2 separate regions of the Homo sapiens genome follow, and region 1 is linked to region 2. The links are chromatin contacts, found by Hi-C or POLR2A ChIA-PET in ENCODE. All regions are on one chromosome and are shown on one strand. The core of a region is the stretch at or near the end of the contact, and the rest is flanking DNA. Distances in the headings are between cores, read along the strand shown. Region 1 overlaps SLC38A4-AS1 (SLC38A4 antisense RNA 1). Region 2 overlaps SLC38A4-AS1 (SLC38A4 antisense RNA 1).

Region 1 (4,217 bases), core at 227-2,726, 38 kb after region 2:
ACTCAACTGAGGTTTTTAAACCAAAAATCATTGCTTATAGATAATGATCATTTAATTTTTTCTTTTTAAACTACCTATTTGGTTGTGTATTTCATCACACTTTTGACTTTTTAGAATATTGTAAAGTAAAACCTTTGGTTTTAGTCACATACACTTGTACTTCAAGCACTCACAGTCCAGCTTCCGATGACTCTGCAGATGTGGGTTTCAGCAGCCAAGGTGTATTGCACCTGCTCATAGACCTTGGGAGTGTAACTTTCTCTGTTTTTACAAGATGTGCTCACTGCTTAATGATATCACAGATGCTGTTGCATTTTATTTCTAGATTCCAAGTTATTTTCTTGAATGTGTGAGAAATATAATTAGAAAATTAAATATTTTTGAAATTAAGAATAGAAATAAGTGGGAAAAAATGGACTGTAAAAAAAGAAAGGACTATTCTGTGAGACCAATTTATGACAGAGGTGATTTAACTTATAAATGCTTCATCACACTTTACCCCTAGGCGGGGTTGCCAAAATCATGAGCATGTTAATGTTAGCTGGTGCTTTGTGTGCTCAGAAGATATCACTAAAGAAGCCGAACACGGTGGTGCATGCCTATAGTCCCAGCTATTCAGGAGGCCAAGACGGGAGGATTGCTTGAGCCCAGGAATTCAAGACCAGCCTGGGCAATATAGCGAGACTGACCTCATAAACAAAACAAAACAAAAAACAACCAAAAAAAAAAAAAATAGATATCACTGTGAAAGGAAAATAAACCCCAGGAGCCCCAAATCACTAAGCCAAGGGAAAAGTCAAGCCTGGAACTACATCAGGCAAACATGCCTCCCATTTTATTCCTCAATAATACAGCTACAGGCTGGGTGCTGTGGCTCATGCCTCTAATCCCAGCACTTTGGGAGGCTGAGACAGGTGGATCACCTGAGGTCAGGAGTTCAAGACCAGCCTGGCCAACATGGCGAAACCCCGTCTCTACTAAAAATACAGAAATTAGCCAGGCGTGATGGCAGACGCCTGTAATCCCAGCTGCTTGGGAGGCTGAGACAGGAGAATTGCTCTGTTCTGTTGAATTTCACCCTGGCTATGGAAACCAATAGCTTATCTTCACAGGTGTGGGACAGAAAGTCATCCCTATGCTCATCTGAGACAAATGCATACCTGATTGCTTCCTCTGCCCTATTGTTTATGTAAAAATGCAGATTGACTGAGCCAGATTACATTGTGTATTCAGTGAAAGGCTGATGAAGGACTCAAAAGAATGCAACCTTTTGTCTTTTACCTACTTATGACCTGGAACCCCAACCCCCTACCAGAACCAATGACAATGTTACATATGCTGATGTCTCTTATCTCCCTAAAATATATAAAAGCAAGCTGTACCCCCACCACCTTAGGCACATGTTGCCAGGATCTCCTGAGGTTGTGTCATGGACGTGTTCTTCACCTTGGCAAAATAAACTTTCTAAATTGGTTGAAAAATAAATAAATAAATGCTTCATCAGTGATACATACGGATGTTACCAGAGTGATGTAATCTTGGTCAACAGATATTGCATGTCATTCAGTTCCTATTTTATGTTCTTTCCATCTACGTTCCTATTTCCTGGAATAGGAGTTGCTACAATGGCAGCAGCAGGCATCTTTAGTTTAGTTTTTCAGACATGAAAGGTACCTACACATATTTGTATCTTAGAAAGGTCACTCTGATAACACATTGAAGGATAGATTAGGGTAAGGCAAAACTAACAATAGCAAGACTAGTTAGGTGCTAAAGTAATACTGGAAAGAATGAAGAAGTGGGGCAGATCTGTGAGGTCTGAGGAGGTAGAGTCAGTTATTCTTGAAGAATGAGATGCAGGGCTGAGTAGATGAGAAATCAAGTATAGCTCCCCAGTTTTTTGATTTGATGATTGAGATACAGGGCAATACACCATGTGCTGCTGGAACCCACATCTGCGGTATCTTGGGAAGCTGGACTGTGGTTGTTTGAAATACAAGTGTCTGTGACTAAAGCCAAAGGTTTTACTTTACAATTTTGATGCCAATATAAGTAAAGAATAGAAGAGGAAAAGTAGGCATGGGAGAGAAGACAATGCATTCAGTTGTGCAATACTTTGAGTTTCAGATGCCTGTGTGACATCAAGTGGAAACGGTAGTTGATTCATGCATTTGGCACACAGGAAAAAACACAAATGCAACAGGCTTTCTATTCAGTCTCTTTCTTTCTCTGCGGCGCAAGGAAATAATGAGGGGCAGGAACACAGCAAGAACACAAACAGAACACAGTAAATGACTTCTGTATGCACTCAGTTGAGACTCTTCTACGGAAGTTTTATGTTTTTCTTTATTATGGTAAAATATACATAACATAAAATTGGTCATTTTAACTGTTTTTAAGTGTGCAGTTCAGAGGCATTAAGTACATTCACATTGTTGTGCAACCATCACTATCATCCCTCTCAATATTTCTTTTTTTAAAATTTAATTTTAAATTGACATATAATAATTGTACATATTTATGTGGTACATTGTGATGTTTTGATATATATATAATGTGTAGTGATCAGGTCAGGGTAATTAGCATATTCATAATTTCATTTTATTGTGTTGAGAACATTTAATATCTTCCCTCTAGCTATTTGAACCTATACATTATTGTTATCTATAGTCATCCTATAGTGGTATAGAGCACTAGAACTTATTCCCCCTATCTAGCTGTAATTTTATATCTTTTAACAAATCCATGCATGTCCCCACCTCTCCCTACCCTTGCCAGACTCCAGTATCCTCTGTTCTACTTTTTACTCCTAGGAGATCAAATTTTTTTAAATTATTATTTATTTATTTATTTAGCTTGTGTGAAAACATGTAGCCTTTATCCATTTATCTGTTATTGGATACCTAAGTGGATTCCATATCTTGGCTATTGTGAATAGTGTTCCAATAAACATGGAGGTACAGATTTCTCTTTAATATATAGATTTTGTTTCCTTTGGATAAATACCCAGTAGTGGGACTACTGGATCATTTGGTAGTTCTATTTGTAGTTGTCTGAGGAGACTGCATACTGTTTCCATAATGTCTGTACTGTTTACATTCACACCAACAGTGATTAAGAGTCCCTTTTCTCTACATTCTCACCAGTATTTGTTTTCTTGTCTTTTTGACAATAGCATAATAGCCATGCTAACTGGGGTACCTAATTGTGGTTTTGATTTGCATTTCCCTAATGATTAATGGTGTTGAGGATTTTTTTTCAAACACCTGTCGGCCATTGGTATGTCTTCTTCTGAAATATGTTTGTTCAAATCATTTGCCCATTTTAAAATTAGATTGTTTGGATTTTTTTGCTGTTGAGATGTTTGAGTTCCTTGTATATTCTGGGTATTAATTCCCTCATAGAAAAATAGTTTGCAAATATTTTCTCATATTCTGTCCATTGTCTTTTCACAGTGTTATTGTTTCCTTTTATGTGCAGAAGCTTTTTAGTTTGATGTAATCACATTTGTTAATTTTTGCTTTTGTTGCCTGTACTTTTGAGGTCGCAGCCATAAAATATTTGCCTAAATCAATGTTCTGGAGTGTTTCCACTGTGTGTTCTTCTAGTACATTCATAGTTTGGGGTCTTACATTTAGGTCTTTAATCCATTTTGAGTTGATTTTTGTATGAGGTAAGAGGTAGGGGTCTAGTTTCATTCTTCTGTATATGGATATCTAGTTTTCTTAGCATTGTTTATTGAAAAGACTGTCCCTTCCCCAGTGAATGTTCTTGTTGTCTTTGTCCATACCATTTGCCTATAGATACGTGGATTAGTTTCCGGGTTCTCTATTCTGTTCCACTGGTCTATGTGTCTGTTTTATACCAATACCATGCTGTTTTGGTTACTATAGCTTCATAGTATATTTTGAATTCTGGTAGTATGATGCCTGCAGCTTTCTTCTTTTTTCTATTGGCTGTTCTGGCTATTTGGAGTCTTTTTTGGCTCCATACAAATTTTAAGATTTATTTTCTATTTCTGTGAAAAATGCCATTAGTATTTTAATAGAGATTTCAATGAATCTGTAGATTGCTTTGGGTAGTATTATCATTATAAAAATATTAATTCTTCTATTATGAGCATGAAATGTCTTTCTATTTGTTTGTATCCAATTTGATTTCTTTCATCAGTGTTTTGTAGTTTTCCTTATAGTGTTCTTTCACCTCCTTGGTTAAAT
Region 2 (3,851 bases), core at 2-2,501:
CTGTACAAATAAGTTTTGTGAATTGTGTATCAGTGAAGCAGAAGCCTAACAATAATCTCCAGGACATTATATTTAGAAAATGTTCATTTAAAAATATGTTTAGGGTTACCAAGGGATAAATAAAGGAGATTTTTTTTTTAAATCAAGTTTACCTCTGTATTACTTAATATATTTAGGAATTGTTCCTCAAAAAATCATCAGGGCTGTAGGTAAGTTTGCAGTCACATCTGCCTTTCCTAACATGTTTTCTTTTTTTCTTTTCTTGCTTTCTTTCTTGCTTTTTTTTTTTTTTTTTTTTTTTAGGTGGAGTATGTTGCCCAGGCTGGAGTGCAGTGGCGTGATCTCTGCTCACTGCAACTTCTGCCTCCCAGGTTCAAGTGATTCTCGTGCCTCAGCCTCCTGAGTAGCTGAGATTACAGGAGCATGCCACAGTGTCCAGCTAATTTTTGTATTTTTAGTAGAGAGGGGGTTTCACCATGTTGGCCAGGCTGGTCTTGAACTCCTGACCTCAGGTAATCCGCTTGCCTCGGCCTCCCAAAGTGTTGGGATTACAGGCGTGAGCCACCGCGCCTGGCTTCCTAACATGTTTTCATTTTCACATTTCCTCTTGGAATCCTGTAATGAGCTGGAGATGGGAAAAGGGATTTATGCTTCTGATCTTTTTTGAGACCCACTGGTGGGAGAGTAGGTGTTGTGACCAGTGTCTGTGGTGGCCTCTATAATTCTTAGTCCCACCTTGGACATCCTTGTTGGTTTACGGCATTAGGATGTTGGCCCCTCCCAGGAGGGCCTGTGGAGCCTATAGCCACATTCCTGCAGGTTGCAGCTGCAATGCTTAATCCTGCCAGTCTGACTGTACAAAGGACAACATCCTAAGGATAGTTAGGAGCACAGAGTCAGATGCTGGGTCTCCCACTTAGAAAGTGCATGACCTTGGGCAATTTTGCATAGCTTTTCTAATTCTTAGTTTTCTTACATGTATAACAGGGATACTACTACTACATCGCTATGAGAAAAAATGAGATAATATGTATGAAGCTCTTAGCACACTGCCTGGCATAATGAAAGCATTCAGAAAGTGATGGCTATATTTATTATTTTGACTAACAGGAGACTCAGACTACAATGCAGCACGTCCGGAAAAATGTTTAGACACAGGAAGCTATTCTGGAGAAACTGCTTACATTAAGATTCTTTTGACTGTAAAGAAACGAAACCTTGTTTGAACTAGCTTCCGCCAGAAGGAGACTGAATGAAAGTCATAGGGCAAAGATGAAAGGTAGAGTAAGCCTCACAGGGTGGGGCTGGGAGCTAGAAGGCACAGCTGGGCTACTCTATCTTTTCATATCATCGTGGCCTTCCCATCTCTGCCTCTGTCTATGCTTCTGTTCCCTCCCGCCCCGTCTTGACCAAATTCCTCTGCTTACTCACCTTGCGTATGACTCCAGTGGCCTTCCCGACAGCACTGATAGCAACTGGCTTGTGTGTGTCTTGATACACAATTTGTGAGGGTCTGATTGGCCCAGCTCATCTGTTTGAGCTGGACCACATGAGTCATAAGCCACTGTCTAGCTAACGGATTGAGTTCTCTTTGGTCAGTTGTTCATCATGATCCAGTCATGGCCCATGCAGTTAAGATCATATGGGAGGATAGAGCTGCCTCTTTCAGACCAGTGGGCAGAGCAGGTTTTCTTGAAAAGATTAGGAATATCTAGTACAGTTTTCCTGAGAGACTTGACCACCCTGCTGCTGGCAGTTTTGGTGATTTAGTCCTAATGACAAGGACCCAATTATGGAGAAGTAGAGAAGTCCTAAAAACTGGTGGTGTCTCTACTTGTCTCCCCAAATGTGGCTGCTGTCAAGGTAATTGCTCAGTGAAGAAGTGTTTCTCCATCTGTGCCTTTCAGGGCAGAAGGTCAGAATGGGAAGGACTATGCCAGATTTTTCCAAGCATAGGAAAGAGCAAGTAAAGAGACTGGGGATGGAGATGGGAGGAGGCTAGGGGTAGGAGATAGTTCATGTGGGTAAGGATGCTAAATCAGTGTGGCTAGCTTGTTGAGGAACTGTGACTCCTCAGGGAGGTCAGAGAAAAGCAGGCGTGGGAAGTCCTTTAGGCTCAGGGAAGTGGCTGACCCAAGAGGGGGAATACATTCTAAATTCCTCTGGCACAGAGCCCCAGGGGCCTGGTGTTTCTCTCTGTTCTGACAAGGGAGGTGGCTGTTTGCCTGGCGGAGCTGCTCACTGCAAGCTGCAGCTGTGCCTCATTCTCCCATGTGACATTGAGTTCTCTGGAGAGCTGGACCAGGGCAGCTGGAACAGGTTAGTAAAGACAAGGATTCCCCAGATGTGTAAATCCTAAACCAGACAAGGAGTTCTTCATGTTCTCCCCAAGGAGGAATGGTTTGGAGTCACTGACTACAGTTAAAATGCAAAAGAAGGTCTGTTGCTGTGGAGATATCTGGAATAGGGCCTAGCCCTTGAAGTAATTGATAAACACCTGAAGTCCTCGCTCCTGGTCTTGCCCAAAAGTCTTCACATTTTCACTTTGGTTGGGGGAGGTGGTAGCTTGATTATGACAAAGTCTCCTGGTCTCATTTAGTTGCCTTTTAGCAAATAATGTGACCCATTGTGCCAAGTGGATGGGAAGGGAGCTTCTCTTATTCCCTGGGCAGTAACCAAATGGTCTTAGACAAGAGAACCAGCAATTCAGGTTTTGGATCAGTGCTTTTGTGCCCCTTACAGAGAAGGGAGAGGGTGATGGACAGCAACATGGCGAGGAGGGGAAGTCCACAGAAAGCAGTCGCCAGCAGATTGAAGCAATGATAATTAAAGTAACAACAATAAGAGGTACCATTTATTTAGCACCTACCATTAGGCCTTTGCACACATTTATTTCTCCACAAGCCCTGCAAATTAGCTATTAAAATATCTGTTGTACAGATGAAGGAACTTAAAGTGATTAAATAACTTGCCCAAATCCAGACAGTGGCTAAATTGGAGTCTGAGACTCAGTCTATCTGACACCAATGTCCATGGAAGTTCTGCTACCATTCGCTGATTCTCCAGATTGAGATGCTAAAAATAATAAAGAGGATACAAACAATTAAAAAATGAAAGAAGTTTCACTTAGAGGTCTGGATGAGAGAAAGAAAGAAGACGAGACACTAAGCCAGAATGGGAAGAGAGAGGCACAGGAAGGGCAGCCATGGTCCGGGATTTGAGGATAGCATAGATTCACTGAAAAGTTCAGGTCGTCTGGGTTGTCTGGGCATGTGGGTTTAGGACCCCTTTGCTAGGGAAAAGAATAAAGCTCAGTTGGAGGGTGCCAAGAAAAGGTGGAAAATAAATCCATATACTTTTCCCAGGATTGTCTACATTCCAGAAAAGTTGAAAAGGAGTGTTCTTTAGAGTCCAAGAAGAAAAATCAGCAAGAAGAAAAATGCCTTTGGGCATTTTTTTTTTTCAAAACTAAAAAGCAATGTATTTATCTTTGCCAGCATTCAAGTAACTAGAAGTATTCTGGATGGGGCCACATTTCAAAAAGCTCTGAGTAGGCGCACAGGTGCAATGCCAAATGCAACAGCTGAGAGGCCACCTCCCCACCCCGCTGGCCCTACCCCCTGCTCTGTCCCCTCCAGAGTAGCAATGCTAACAGCTGACCTACCGAAACATGCAAATCTAATGTTACATGACAGGGACTAATCCATGTGTGAACTTCTGAAAAGTGAACTCTTCTCTTTTGGGCACTTCAGATTTTCATTGGAAAAATCATATTGTGTTGAGAAAAATTTCTAGAGACATCTTTGTGTTCTGCTAATTAAGTAGAAAAGTCCTAAATTTCTCTATTTGTC

Evidence for each region. Hi-C counts contacts between places; a loop is a spot of excess contacts on that map. ChIA-PET counts read pairs that join two places held with the same protein, here RNA polymerase II (POLR2A). Pooled maps may share reads with other maps.
Region 1: a map of endothelial cell of umbilical vein shows a loop between it and region 2 (5-fold over the local background). The contact joins two enhancer-like sites. A Hi-C loop is called at or near these places in 9 of 168 maps with a recorded cell type or tissue (CD8-positive, alpha-beta T cell, IMR-90, MCF 10A and 6 more), 2 of 37 single-sample maps with no recorded cell type and 6 of 50 pooled maps. POLR2A ChIA-PET finds 5 or more read pairs at or near these places in 12 of 52 experiments (A549, AG04449, AG04450 and 7 more).

The regions. Positions count from the first base shown.
Region 1 is chr12:46,560,880-46,565,096 of GRCh38, forward strand. The region is part of intron 3 of SLC38A4-AS1 (SLC38A4 antisense RNA 1); the gene reads left to right. Among named protein-coding and RNA genes, the nearest start is that of SLC38A4-AS1, 180 kb to the left of the region's middle. Within about 2 kb of position 1,477, at least 8 of the 41 ENCODE cell types and tissues checked have a DNase peak (open chromatin) inside an H3K27ac peak, as active enhancers do; they include endothelial cell of umbilical vein, where a contact is called at or near this core.
Region 2 is chr12:46,522,825-46,526,675 of GRCh38, forward strand. All of the region lies in intron 3 of SLC38A4-AS1 (SLC38A4 antisense RNA 1), which reads left to right. Among named protein-coding and RNA genes, the nearest start is that of SLC38A4-AS1, 140 kb to the left of the region's middle. Within about 2 kb of position 1,252, at least 21 of the 41 ENCODE cell types and tissues checked have a DNase peak (open chromatin) inside an H3K27ac peak, as active enhancers do; they include endothelial cell of umbilical vein, where a contact is called at or near this core.